2 separate regions of the Homo sapiens genome follow, and region 2 is linked to region 1. Evidence: chromatin loops called from intact Hi-C (ENCODE). Cell type or tissue: heart left ventricle. All regions are shown on one strand. Links, peaks and the distances in the headings refer to the core of each region. The heading gives the core; the rest is flanking DNA. Region 1 has its middle 4.0 kb from the start of OR7A17. Region 2 has its middle 8.3 kb from the start of ADGRE2.

Region 1 (7,177 bases), core at 3,179-5,678:
TGAGCATGCATTGCAGTTCATGAAACACCTTTGCAGCCAAATTAAAGGCATCAGTATCTGGACAGAGGGACTCTTTGTGTCTTCAAATTTCAGCAGCTATGAGGACACTTCCTTCCCTAACATCCTCCGACAGCCCTCGCCTCTTGCTCATTCCCCGGCCACACTGTCTTCTTCGCAGTCCTCAAATATCTGAAAGAAGCACATTCCTCGGGGTCTTTCATTGATCATTTTGCTCCATTGCACAAACTTCTGCAGGGAACGTAGTGCCCTCCACCCTGTCTTCATTATGGGCTCTCTTCATTTGTCACCTTCTCTGCTGGTCCTGCCTGAACACCCTGGAAAATCTATTACCCCATCCACTCTTTCCTTCTAACCTCCTTCTTCATAGGATGCATCACCATCTGATATTGAGGATGGCATTTTAAAAACATACTTGTATTTTTCATTCATCATTAAATTGTAGGAAGTTATTTATTTATTTATTATTTTATTTTATTATTATTTTTTAAAGACAGGGTCTCACTCTGTTGCCCAGGCTGGAGTGCAGTGGCATGATCTCGGCTCACTACAATCTCCACCTCCTGGGTTCAAGTGATTCTCATGCCTTAGCCTCCCAAGTAGCTGGGATTACAGGCATGCGCCAGCACGCCCGGCTAATTTTTTTTGTATTTTTAGCTGAGACCGGTTTTTGCCATGTTGGCCAGGCTGGTCTCGAACTCCTGACTTCAGGTGATCCGTCCACCTTGGCCTCCGCGAGTGATGAGATTACAGGCGTGAGCCACTGCAGCCAGCCCATATTAACTTCTTGACTGTAGAATATAAGTGAGAATATTTCTGATATGTTTGTAATGCATGCTTGTGTCATGTTCTCTTTCTCTCTCTTTTGGAAGTCACATCAACAAGATGAAACCAGGGAATGAGACACAAATTTCACAATTCCTTCTCCTGGGACTTTCAGAGGAACCAGAATTGCAGCCCTTCCTCTTTGGGCTATTTCTGTCCATGTACCTGGTCACCGTGCTCGGGAACCTGCTCATCATCCTGGCCACAATCTCAGACTCCCACCTCCACACCCCCATGTACTTCTTCCTCTCCAACCTGTCCTTTGCAGACATCTGTTTTGTGTCTACCACTGTCCCAAAGATGCTGGTGAACATCCAGACACAGAGCAGAGTCATCACCTATGCAGACTGCATCACCCAGATGTGCTTTTTTATACTCTTTGTAGTGTTGGACAGCTTACTCCTGACTGTGATGGCCTATGACCGGTTTGTGGCCATCTGTCACCCCCTGCACTACACAGTCATTATGAACTCCTGGCTCTGTGGACTGCTGGTTCTGGTGTCCTGGATCGTGAGCATCCTATATTCTCTGTTACAAAGCATAATGGCATTGCAGCTGTCCTTCTGTACAGAATTGAAAATCCCTCATTTTTTCTGTGAACTTAATCAGGTCATCCACCTTGCCTGTTCCGACACTTTTATTAATGACATGATGATGAATTTTACAAGTGTGCTGCTGGGTGGGGGATGCCTCGCTGGAATATTTTACTTACTTTAAGATACTTTGTTGCATATGTTCGATCTCATCAGCTCAGGGGATGAATAAAGCACTTTCCACCTGTGCATCTCACCTCTCAGTTGTCTCCTTATTTTATTGTACAGGCGTAGGTGTGTACCTTAGTTCTGCTGCAACCCATAACTCACTCTCAAATGCTGCAGCCTCGGTGATGTACACTGTGGTCACCTCCATGCTGAACCCCTTCATCTACAGCCTGAGGAATAAAGACATAAACAGAGCTCTGAATCGATTCTTCAGAGAGCAGAAACAGGAGGGCCATTTTCCAGAAGTTCTTGAGATTTCAGAGCTCTAAATCCCCTAGCCAGAAATTATGATTCATGGATCAGATTGTGAAAGTAGAATTTTCTCCTAGTATTTATATTCTGGACTTTAGATTTCTTTAACCTTGACGACATTAGAAAATTTACACTTTTTCTTAATAAAGCTTTCTGCTCTGATATGCAACTGTTTTTGTCCTCTGTCATTTTTCTAAAATTACATCCAAACTAGGTCCAGAAACAAATGGAAGTTTTTCTCATACAGGGGTGAGTTATATTCATCCCAAAGAATTAACTACGCTTGGCAACTGTAAGGTCATTAATATAATTTTATGGTAGATGAATATCTGAGCCCACAGTTTTCTATTTCTGAGTCTGTTATTTCCTTTTCTATGAAAACCTTAGCTGTTCTTCCTGAAAATGTCAACTTGAACATACTGCTGAGGTCTTAGCAATGCACCAACATGTAACAGTCTCTCGCCTGAGATAAAACCCAGAGTTCTTCGTCCTACCTCCAAGAACATTAAGGAGCGTGGACACAAAGATGAGGTTGGAGGGAAAAGAAGAAAGCTCTCGGCCAGCAGAGAGGGGGTCCTGAATGGGAAGCCCCCTATGAGGCCCGTTCTGAGGTTTTTATGGACTGGAAAGGGGAAGCAATGTGTTTAGTCTGCAGGCTGTCTTGGAGAACGCTGACTCAGCTTGGCTCAGGATCTTGGCCTGGGACCTTTCAGAAAGCTTGGCCCAGGACCTTTGCCCAGGATCAATCAGGGGCTGAATTCATAGAGACCAGACTTATAGTCCAAAACAAGGGAAGTAGAGTGCCCACCGGAACCCACCAGAGCCCACTGCGTCCATGCCCACGAAGGGAGAAAAAGCTTTTTCCTGGGAGGCCACTGACTATACAAAGGACAAAGGCATTTCTATGCCAGGCCTTGTTTCTTATCTGAGTGAGCCAGAGGTTTGTGAAAGTTTTTATCTAAATGAGCCAGGAGTTTTCCTATCTGTGCAGCCGTGGGCATGTCTCCAGACACAATCCCCTATGCTTCTTCCCTTATTGGTGCCGGCAGCTTCATTTTTTTTCCCCAGGCTTTTTTTTTATATTATATGGAGATGAGGCACTGACCCATGAGTCAAAGGCTCTCCAGGAATCCTTATCTTGCTATCTACCTAAGGCAAGCTAACTAACTCCTTTCAATACTAGTGTGTTTTACAGCTAGGCAAGGGATTTTACTCGCCTCACTGGGGTCCTATGCTCTATTTCAGCTCAACGTCAACAGTGCCTATATTTTCTGATAAAGATAAAGAGTAGGTAGGAAAATACAGCTTATCAAATACATGTTTTAGATACAGTTTACAAAGAAAGGCACATTTTTATGTGTCAGTTGACCTCATACATCCTTAGTCACAGATGATGTTAAATGTGATGGAATAAAATGATCAGTCATGCACTGAATGACTATAGAATATTTGTTTTTGATGATGTACATCTGGTCCTGGAAGTGTGGAGATTTGGTGTCCATGTGTAATCAGGTTTCTTCATCTGAGTGAAGGATTTGGTGTCATGGTCTGTATTATTTCAATGTACCATCTTGCTTTTCCTCTTAAAATTTTCTACTGCTCCCTACGAATATGACTCCTTGCATTATTCTAAAAATATCTCCTCCTTTAAAAACTGTCTCATAAGCATTAAAGTGTAGGTAAGTGAACAATATGTGTATTAAATTTATCATAATTTGCTTTGTTCCTTTAATAGTCTCTTTGGTCCTCATGGTCAAATAATGACTCACACAAGACATTGAATTTCTGCCCAATATTGCCTCTGTCAATAGACACTTGTGAATTAGAGTCACAATTTATCCCTGCAAAAACCTATATGTCCTTTCAACTTCTCCTGGTTATCCCGAAGGCAATCTAAAAGTTGCCTCACTTTAATACAGTTATCTGAAATAAACACGAGTAACCAGGTGATCACAAATGTTTTCTTGAAATATCAGAACAACTGTGAAAAAAGAAGAGGCAGAAGATTATTCTGAATGTCACTAGTTCTGTTTGCATTGATTAATGTATCAGTAAGCTACTGCTGTGTAACAAGCCATCTCAATAATAAATGGTTTAATATCATGCTTTTTCATCCTGTAGGAGTTTATGATAGAGAAGTTTTTACATTGGGAATTAGAACTTAAGCGTTTTTTAAGGAAATAAAAATATTCAGTTCATAGGACTGCCCAAATCTAGTTGGTTCTTGAATTTTGGATAGCAAGGACACTTTGAGAGAGGAAGATTAAGAGAAGTGGTGGAATCTCACAGTGCCTCTTACAGTTTCTTCACAGGCATTAAATATGTCATGACTGCTCACAGTCTGTTAGACAAATCATGTCACATGTTCAAGATGTGCATCAACCGTTTTAGGGATACACACTCCTCCCAAGTGAATTATTGTCAAGACCCAGAGCCAAAGGTGGAAAAGCACCATCCACCTATAGACAATAGGGGAGGTAATAAATGAATGAAAAATAAAATGATCTACCTGAGGGAGAAACAGACATGTGTGGGCTGCTAGCCACCCAGGTGCCAAGGCAAGAGACCGAGGGCACAAGCTGTTCCAATATAATAAAGAAAATATATAAAATAAGAATAGTTATACTAGAAGTAGATTATAGATATCATTATATATGAATATCATTAATCATTAGTTTGTACATTACTCTTTATTCCAATATTATAATAATCTTTGCTCTACAATTATAACCTAGGAAAAACCAGGCCATACAGAGATAGGAGCTGAAGGGGCATGGTGAGAAGTGACCAGAAGACAAGAGTGTGAGCCCTCTGTCACGCCCAGATAGGGCCACTAGAGGGCTCCTTGGCCTAGCGGTAGCATCAGTGTCTAGGGAAGGCACCCATTACTTAGCAGACCGGGAGAGGGAGTCTCCCTTTCCCCGGGGGAGTTAGAGAAGACTCTGCTCCACCACCTCTTGTGGAAGGCCTGACATCAGTCAGGCCCGCCGGCAGCCATCCGGAGGCCTGTCTCCCTGTGATGCTGTGCTTCAGCGGTCATGCCCGTGTTTCACTTTCATGTTCCACCCTGTACACCTGGCTCTGCCTTCTAGATAGCAATAACAGAATTAGTGAAAATACTAAAAGTCTTTGAAATGCATAGAAGAAATAATGGCTCTCTCTCTCTCTCTCTCTCTCTGCCCTGACTGCCAAACAGGGAAGGGCCCTCTGTCCGGTGGACACGTGACTCATGTGACCTTATCAATCACTGGAGATGACTCACACTCCTTACCCTGCCCTTTTTGCCTTGTATCCAATAAAAAACAGTGCAGCCAGGCATTCGGGACCACTACCAGTCTCCGCATCTTGGTGGTAGTGTTCCCCCAGGCCCAGCTGTCTTTTCTTCTCTTTGTCTTGTCTCTTTATTTCTACAATCTATTGTCTCCACACACGAGGAGAAAAACCCACAGACCCTGTAGGGCTGGTCCCTACAGACATGAAAGTCTTTCATACTTCTGTTGAAATTAAATGTGTATAAATTTTATCTACAGTTTTCTCCATGTCTATTTTTGTATTTTTACCACATGCTATACTCTGGCAATGAGGAAGATAAGATTTCTATTAATAGTTGGAGTTTCCAGAAGAGCTGGAGAAATAAATTGACGCAACAAGAATTATCAGAATTACAGATATTCCCAAGATTAAAAGATAGCAGAGCAGGTTATAAGAGTCTAAAAATGAACATACTCATGCATGTATCTTGGTAATAGAATGATTTCTATTCCTTTGGATATTTACCCAGTAGTGGCATTGCTGGATCAAATGGTATTTCTGGTTCTAGATCTTTGAGGAATCACTACACTGTCTTCCACACTGGTTGAACTAATTTGCATTCCCACTAACAGTGTAAAAACATTCTTATTTCTCTGCAACCTTGCCAGCATCTGTTTCTTGACTTTTTAATCATTGCCATTCTGACTGGCATGAGATGGTATCTCATTGTGGTTTTGATTTGCATTTCTATAATGATCAATGATATTGAGCTTTTTTTCATATGTTTGTTGGCCACAGGAATGTCTTCTTTTGAGAAGTGTCTGTTCATGTCAAAGACATAGAATCAACCCAAATGCCCACCAGTGATAGACTGGATAAAGAAAATGTGGTACATATACCCCATGAAATACTATGCAGCCATAAAAAGGAACAAGTTCATGTCTTTTGCAGGAACGTGGATGAAGCTGGAAGCCATTACCCTCAGCAAACTAACGCAGAAACAGAAAATCAAATACCACATGCACTCACTTATAAGTGGGACCTGATCAATGAGAACATATAGACATAAGGAGGGGAACAACACACACTGAGCCCTGTTGGGGGGTGGGGTGGGGGGGAGGGAGAACCTTAGGAAAACTAGCTAATGCCTGTGGGGCTTAATACCTAGGTGATGGATTGATAGGTGCAGCAAACCACCATGGCACACGTTTACCTATGTAGCAAACCTGCACATCCTGCATATGTACCCCAGAACATAAAATAAAATAAAAGGAGTCTAAACATTTTTAATGTGAATTTTTGGAGCCAGGCAGAGGAGGACAGAGAAGATGTCCCTGAGTATAATAAAGCAGACGTGGAAGGACACTCATGCAATCTCCTCCCCGTGTGGACCCCTGGAAGCAGGTGTCCCTTCATGATCACAAATTTCTGTCTCCGAGAAGCAAGGCATGTCCTTTCCCAAGAAACTTTTCCAGAATCACAAACTTTTCCTACTCTTTGCAGGGATGAATGTATTTCTGCAGACTGTGATGGCCTATGACCACTTTGTGGCCATCTGTCACCCCCTGCACTACAGGGTCATCATGAATCCTGGGATCTTTGGACTGTGGGTTCTGGTGTCCTGGAGCATGAGTGCCCTGAATTCCTCACTGCAAAGCAGAATGTGTTGCAGCTGTCCTTCTGCACAAACTTGGAAATCCCCCCATTTTTTTCTGTGAACTTAATCAGTTGATCCTGCTTGCCTGTTCTAACACTTTTTTTTTTTTTTTTAGTGAGATGGAGTTTTGTTCTTATTACCCAGGCTGGAGAGAAATGGCGCCATATTGGCTCACTGCAACCTCCACCTCCCGGGTTCAAGCAATTCTCCTGCCTCAGCCTCCTGCATAGCTGGGATTACAGGCAACTGCCACCACACCCGGCTAATGTTTTTGCACTCCAGCTCAGGTGATACAACAAGACTCCATCTCAAAAAAATATATATATGAAATTCTAATGTTTTGGCAAAAGCAACATGAAGCCAAGAAATGTAGTACCCATGGTTTTATATGAACAGAACACAGTTCATCTCC
Region 2 (7,177 bases), core at 2,472-4,971, 100 kb after region 1:
AGAATTATTGACAAATCAGCCTAATCTTAATCTAATCTAGTCTTTAGACTGAAGGTTGGCAAACTACAACATGCAGACCAAATTCACCCTGCTGCTTGTTTTTACAAATATGGTTTTATTGGAACATGGCTACACTTATTCACTGATGTATTATTGACAGCTGCTTTCAACCTACAATGTCAGAGTTGAGTTGTTGTAACAGAGACTATAAGGCCACAAAACCAAAAAAAAAAAAAAAATTACTATCTGACTCTTTATAGAAAAAGTTTGGTGGCCCCGTTCTTCTAGATCTAACCTTCAATCTACATGAAATATGAGGGACAGAAGAAGTTAAGTGACATGATGAGGAAACAAACTGGCAAATCCAGAACATGAGACATTCAACAAGAAAATTGACCTAGACTCTTCTAAAGTCATTATCATGAAAAAAGTGGCCAGTAGCTACTCTAGATTAAGACACAAAACCAGAAAAACAATCAAATTCAATATCAGTTTTGGTGGAAACTCTAGTTCAAATATATAGTATAAAAGATATTTTGGAGTCAAGCGGGATAATTTGACTATGCATTACATATTAAAAGTTATTGTGAAATTATTTATTCCTTTGGGTGTAATAATAGTATCATGGTTATATAAAGAACATTCTTATTCTTAGAATTTGTTGAAGAATTATTTAAGACAGAAGTGCTGGCCGGGCACGGTGGCTCACACCTGTAATCCCAGCACTTGGGGAGGCCGAGGTGGGTGGATCACCTGAGGTCAGGAGTTTGACACCAGCCTGACGAACATGGAGAAACCCTGTCTCTACTAAAAATACAAAATTAGCCAGGTGTGGTGGCACACGCCTGTAATCCCAGCTACTCAGGAGGCTGAGGCAGGAGAATCGCTTGAACCCGGGAGGCGGAGGTTGCAGTGAGCTGAGATCGGGCCATTGCACTCCAGCCTGGGCAACAAGAGCGAAACTCTGCTGCAAAAAAAAAAAAAAGATGGAAGTGCCATGATATCTGCCACTGACTACCAATGTTTTGTATGTGTAAATCTGTGTATATAGAGAGAGATGTTTTCTAGGGTGCCACTATAATAATATTGTTCCATCTCTATGGATGATATATGAGTGTTTATTGTATCAATCTTCTGAATTTTTTCTATGTTTTAAAATTATAAATAAAAGTGTCAGGAAAGCAAATGCATTAATTAGTTCTTAATTCATTAAGGGTATACTCTCATGAATTCCTAGACATCCAGATCAAATGCTTTTTTCTCTGCACAAAGTTAATTTTGTCAATAGATGTTTTATAAAACTGTGAATATGTATGGCTATAAGGTGATGGATTTAAAATCTAAAAATTAAAAATAAAATTATTAAAACGTTAGGAAAAAATGGAGGGGATCTCTACTTCTGCCTAGAAAATAGAAAATGAAAATGAGTATGGCTCCAAACCCAAGAATAAGAAAATCCAAATAAACTACAAAACCATTAATTTTCTTGAACCCATTAGAGAACAGAGGTAATGGGACAAGAAAGTAGCCTGAAACCAAAGGAAAGACAGGAGTGTCTAAAGAGAGACCATAAGGAGTAGTGGCGAACCTAAGGCAGAGCACAAAAGGAAGTTATCTGGGTGTCAATACAAGTGACTAAGAAGAATTCATCTAAATTTTTAATGAATTTAATAGCCCCAAGAGTGGTCACTGATGAAAGTATTAGAACTCTGCAGGAGTGCAAAGAATGTGGAGAGACTCTCTCTGAAATGCAGCTACATAGGGAAGAGCCACAGCTGAAGGTAGAACAACTATGAGACAAACAAACCCTCTTGCAAAGAGAGCCCTCACCCCAACACAAGACACCAAAGTAACACTCAAATAAACTGAAGCCTGGGGTTCACTGATTACAGACAGACTTAACCTGATTCCAGACAGACTTAACCTCCCACAAAAATAGCTTAGGAGAAATAATATAAAGATGTGCTCATTTCCAGTCATAAATAATACCTCATTGTCAGCTGCCCTACACAAATTGTCCAGCATTCAATCAAAAATTATGAAACACGGGCCAGCCACGGTGGTTTACACCTGTAATCCCAGCACTTTGGGAGGCCGAGGCAGGCAGATCACCTGTCAGGAGTTCAAGACCAGCCTGGCCAACATGGCGAAACCCTGTCTCTACTAAAAATCCAAAAAATTAGACGGCGTGATGATGTGCACCTGTAGTCGCAGCTACTTGGAAGGCTGAGGCAGGAAAATTGCTTGAACCCAGGAAGTGGAGGTTGCAATGAGCCAAGATCACACCACTGCACTCCAGCCTGGGCACAGAGTGAGACTCCGTCTCGAAAAACATTATGAAGCACAAGCAAAAGCAAGAAAACACAAACCACAGAGAAATCAGCAGAAACCAGACTTAGAAATAAACTAATAGGGAATTTAAAATAACTATAATTGGGCCAGGCGCAGTGGCTCACACCTGTAATCCCAACACTTTGGGAGGTCAAGGCAGGCGGATCACGAGATCAAGAGATCCAGACCATCCTGGCAAACATGGTGAAACCCCGTCTCTACTAAAAATACAAAAATTAGCTGTGCATGGTGGCACGCGCCTGTAGGCCCAGCTACTCAGGAGGCTGAGGCAGGAGAGTCGCTTGAACCTGGGAGGCCGAGGTTGCAGTGAGCCAAGATCCTGCCACTGCACTTCAGCCTGGCGACAGAGAGAGACTCTGTCTCAAAAAAATAAACTATAATTAATTTTTTTTAACTCTAGTGCAATTCTAGTTTATTGCATTCTCTTATCAAAACTCCTGAACCACGGGACACTGGCGCCACTCTGGCTGGTCCCTCCCAGCTCACAGTAGTCTCCCTCATTCTCTGACTCCCTCCAATTCCTTTCCAAGCTCTGCATTCTTCCAATTTCTCATACTTACTCTCATAGAACTCCTATTTCCTGGGCGCTCAGAACCACCAACATCCCAGCCCTAGATCCCTGAGTCCTATTCCTGGATTTCTGCAGGCCCCCGCACTGGGACCTCAATTTCGCTCCCTGCAAATGTGTGGTCTCTGACTTCCGGTATCGGAAGCAAGGATTTCCGGTTCCCACGCTCCTGTTGACAAAAACTTCCCGTTTTCGTTTTTTGAGGTTGGGCAACAGCACTATGAGAGGCCGAGGCAGGCAGATCACTTGAGGTCAGGAGTTCGAGACCAGCCTGGCCAACATGGTAAAACCCTGTCTCTACCAAAAATGCAAAAAATTAGCTGGGCATGGTGGCACGCGCTTGCAATCCCCGCTACTCAGGAGTCTGAGGCAGGAGATCGCTTGAACCCAGGAGGCGGAAGTTGCAGTGAGCCAAGATCCTGCCACTGCACTCCAGCTTGGGTGACAGAGACCCTGTCTCAAAAAAAAAAAAAAAAAAAAAAACCAAGCAAACAAACAATCAAAAAAAAAAAACGAGCTGACTCTGGACTCACGCAGGCCTGGTGTCTCCGATCCCAGCCTTGCCATTTTCTGGCTCTATGAACCTGGGTGAGCCGCATCGCCTTCCTGAGCCTCAGTTTCCCCATCTGTAAAACAGGGATTCACCCATTCACTGTTCCACAAATGTGCACCCAGGACCCACTGACACCAAGCGCTGCGCCCAGCTCTAACCTATATAAAGTTAAGGCAGAACACGAACATGGTTAAGTGCGTTCACCCCTCCCCCAGGCATGGAGCTGCTGAACTAGTTTTAGGAATGGGGAAATCAGAGCATGCGTGGACAGAGGGAGGACCACAGAGTGGACCACCCCCACTCTTCTCAGATTCCCCTCATTTGACCAAAAAGCCCGTCTACCAGGAGGTGGGACCCCAAGCAGGGTGCCCGGGCTTGGCATCCTAATCCGGGCCAGGAACTGACCCCAGCAGCCAGACAGGGGAGGGGGCTAAAGCTTGGGTTTTCCCACCTCCGGCTTCCCGCCGCTGCAGCGCGTGGAGCCAGCGCCATCTGTGGGCCGCCAAGGGGAGGTGCGTGCGACTGCCGGGGAAGTGGATGGTCGCCCCCGTTTCTCCCCGATCCGGGCGCCTCAGGCCCCCCAGGAGTTTCGGAAACAGCTCTCATCTCTTAAATTATCCTCCACATCCCACTTTTCCCAGTTGTCATTTCCCAGCTAGAACTCATCGTTCATGTATTATTTATGCACATTTATTGAGCAGCTACTGTGTGTATTGAGCAAACCTAGAGCATTGCTGTAGGTTTCGAGTACAGAGAAGAAACAGAACAGGCCTGGCTCGGGCCTGTAACCCCAGCCACTCAGGAGGCTGAGGCAGGAGGATCACTTGAGCCCAGGAGGTGGAGGCTGCAGTGAGCCATGAAGGCAACACCACACTCCAGCCTGGGCAACAGAGCAAGACCCTGTCTCTAAAAGTAAGAAGAGGCCAGGTGCAGTGTCTCGGCCAGGCACAGTGGTCACGCCTGTAATTCCAGCACTTTGGGAGGCCGAGGCGGGTGGATCACCTGAGATCAGCAGTTCGGGACCAGCCTGGCCAACATGGTGAAACCCCCTCTCTACTAAAAATACAAAAATTAGCCAGGCGTGGTGGCAGGCGCCTGTAATCCCAGCTACTCAGGGGGCTGAGGCAGGAGAATTGCTTGAAAACGGGGAGGCAGGGGGCGGGGGCAGAGGTTGAACCGAGATCGTGTCACTGCACTCCAGCCTGGGTGACAGAGCAAGACTCTGTCTCAAAAAACAAAATAATTAAAAGATAAAAAAAAATTCTGAGGGAAAGGTATTCCAGGTGGCGAAAACAGCACATGCAAAGGCCCTGAGGCTGGACTGGGCCTGGTATATTTGTTTGGGGAATAGTGAGGAAGGTGCTGTGGCTGGAGCCAAGTGAATGAGGGGAAGAGAGCTGGAGGTGACAGGGCAAATCACACAGCCAAGCCTTGTGGGCCTTGGGGAAGACTGGATTTTACTGGGTAAGGTGGGAGCCATAGAGGGTGCTCAAGGAGAGGAAGAGCTTGGTCTGAACGGATTCAGATGCTCACAGGAAGAACAGACGGCCAGACCAACAAGACAGCTGTCACAGATACAGGAAGAGATATTATATCTCCCTGCGGTTGGTTTTGTTGCTTTTTCCCATGACTCATGGGGAGAGGAACCAGTGGGGCGAGGAGCTGGGAGGACAGGCCACCCCAGACTTCCCCTTCCCAGGAGTCGGGGAGCCCCCACCCCACCATGTCCCAGGACACACTCGGGCAGGGCTGCCAGGAGTGTTTGTGTTTCACCCTCTCTAGATGGGTGGAAATGAGGTGTGGCTGGGGAGGTGGTGGGGTGGCCAGGAGGGAAGCTGGGTCCCGGAGAGGCAGGACCCGTGAAGGCATCGGGGAAGGGGGTGCCCCCTCTGAGAAGGCACAGGGGTCTTGCTGTCTCCTTTCTCTATTTGAGTATCAAAGGCCTGCTCAAGCCCGAAGCTAAAGGGAAGGTCAAGGGTGTGGGGGCGTCAGGCTGTGGGTGGCTGGGTTTAGTCACAGCTGTGACTGCACTGCCGGTAAGGACCCTGGAGGCTGGACGTCAGCCCTGCCAGGGTTGGGCAACATCCTGTTGGGGAAGTCTCTTCTAGTTATGGTTTTCGCTTTTCCAGCCCTACTCTGACCCTAGTGGGAGAATTACAGGCAGGGGAGCACAGGATGAACGCGCGCGTTACCAGAAACAGAAATAATCCCCTTTAAATTTTCCCAAGAATAGGATATACACATGCAAAAAATAATAATAATAATGAAAGAACTTAGACCCTACGTCATAACCATACACAAAAAGTAACTATATGAGGCCAGGTGCGGTGCTTCACGCCTGTAATCCCAGCACTTTGGGATGCCGAGGCAAGGGAATCACCTGAGATTAAGAGTTTGAGACCAGCCTGACCAACATGGTGAAACCCTGTCTTTACTAAAAATACACACACACACACACACAAAAATAGCCAGGGGTGGTGGCACACACCTGTAATCTCGGCTACTCGGGAGGCGAGGCAGGAGAGTAGCTTGAACTCAGGAGGTGGAGGTTGCAGTGAGCCAAGATCACGCCACTGCACTCCAGCCTGGGTGACAGAGAGAGACTCCATCTCAAAAAAATTAAATTAAATTAAATTTAAAAATAAACATAAGTATCCGTTTGAGTGTCTGCCTTCAGTTTTCTCAGGTGTATACCCAGGAGCAGAATGGCTGGATCACAGGGTCACTCTGCAAGTAACTTTTTGAGGAGCCGCAAACTGTTTTCTATGCCTGGAAAGAAGTGAAAGGGAGACCTCCATCCGAGGGACAGAGCCCTGGGGATGGGTTGATTCTCATCAATGCTTTCCCATCGTTTCTTTCTGGTACTGGCTGGGACCGTCAGTGCCATCCATGGCCCTAATTCTCGGGAACCCACAAGCCCACAACAGAAGAGGCCCAGAGGCATGCGGAGGGGTTGACCCGGGTGGGCACCCAGCCTGAATAAGCCCCCTTCCTCCCCTGGCCTTCCCCACCCATCGAAAGTCAAGGGAAGGATTCTGAGACCCCCATCCTCACAGTGCCCCCCAGAAGCCTGACCCCATCCTTATCGGGACATCGGCACCACCCTGCTCAGAAGATTTTGCAAAATGGGGAAGACACTGAGAGCTGCAAGAAGGTGATAAAAATGCCACCAAATGTCACACAGCGTTCCCAGCTCAGGGCTTCTTGTTGGCTGCCACCAGTTCCCCACCCCCACAGCCACCCCTGAGCTGTTCCCCTCCCCCACCCTACTCTCTCCTTTGCTTCCTCTAATCGCTTCTCCTTAAAACCTTTACACATTTTAAAATTCTTTTTTAAATATTTGTATAGAGCCTCAGGTTTATATAATTCATGAAACAATGTAATTCTTGGGACCATCGGTCTATCCATGATCAGCTTTATTTTACTTACTTATTTTCTGAGACAGAGTCTCACTCTGTGGCCCAGGCTGGAGTACAGTGGCGAGAGCTCACTGCAACCTTGAACTCCTGGGCTCAAGAGATCCTCCCACCTCAGCCCCGTGAGTAGCTGGGATTCCAGGCACATGCCATCACTCCTGGCTAATTTTTGCATTTTTTGGTAGAGATGGAGTTTTACCATGTTGCCCAGGCTGGTCTCGATCCCCTGGGCTCAAGGGATCCTCCCGCCTCGGCCTCCAAAAGTGCTGAGATCACAGGCATGAGCCA

Evidence for each region. A loop is a pair of places that touch in the nucleus more often than their neighbours do. Peaks named below come from ENCODE experiments on the same cell type or tissue, not always from the same donor. Only the 100,000 strongest peaks of a DNase experiment are listed, where the experiment ranks them.
Region 2: it touches region 1 in a loop (29-fold over the local background); 29 of 110 quality-filtered maps call a loop at or near these places.

What each region holds. Positions count from the first base shown.
Region 1 is chr19:14,886,531-14,893,707 of GRCh38, reverse strand. It overlaps the pseudogene OR7A18P and the pseudogene OR7A1P. Among named protein-coding and RNA genes, the nearest start is that of OR7A17, 4.0 kb to the right of the region's middle. RefSeq lists an enhancer at 4,823-4,882. In heart left ventricle, for the core only: a CTCF peak has its summit at 4,702 (motif pointing right); a DNase peak (open chromatin) is centred at 4,717; H3K4me3 peaks cover 440 bases.
Region 2 is chr19:14,783,260-14,790,436 of GRCh38, reverse strand. No RefSeq gene overlaps it. Among named protein-coding and RNA genes, the nearest start is that of ADGRE2, 8.3 kb to the right of the region's middle. RefSeq lists an enhancer at 3,419-3,918 and a cis regulatory region at 3,683-4,134. In heart left ventricle, for the core only: a CTCF peak has its summit at 3,968 (motif pointing left); a DNase peak (open chromatin) is centred at 3,956; H3K27ac peaks cover 181 bases; H3K27me3 peaks cover 1,403 bases.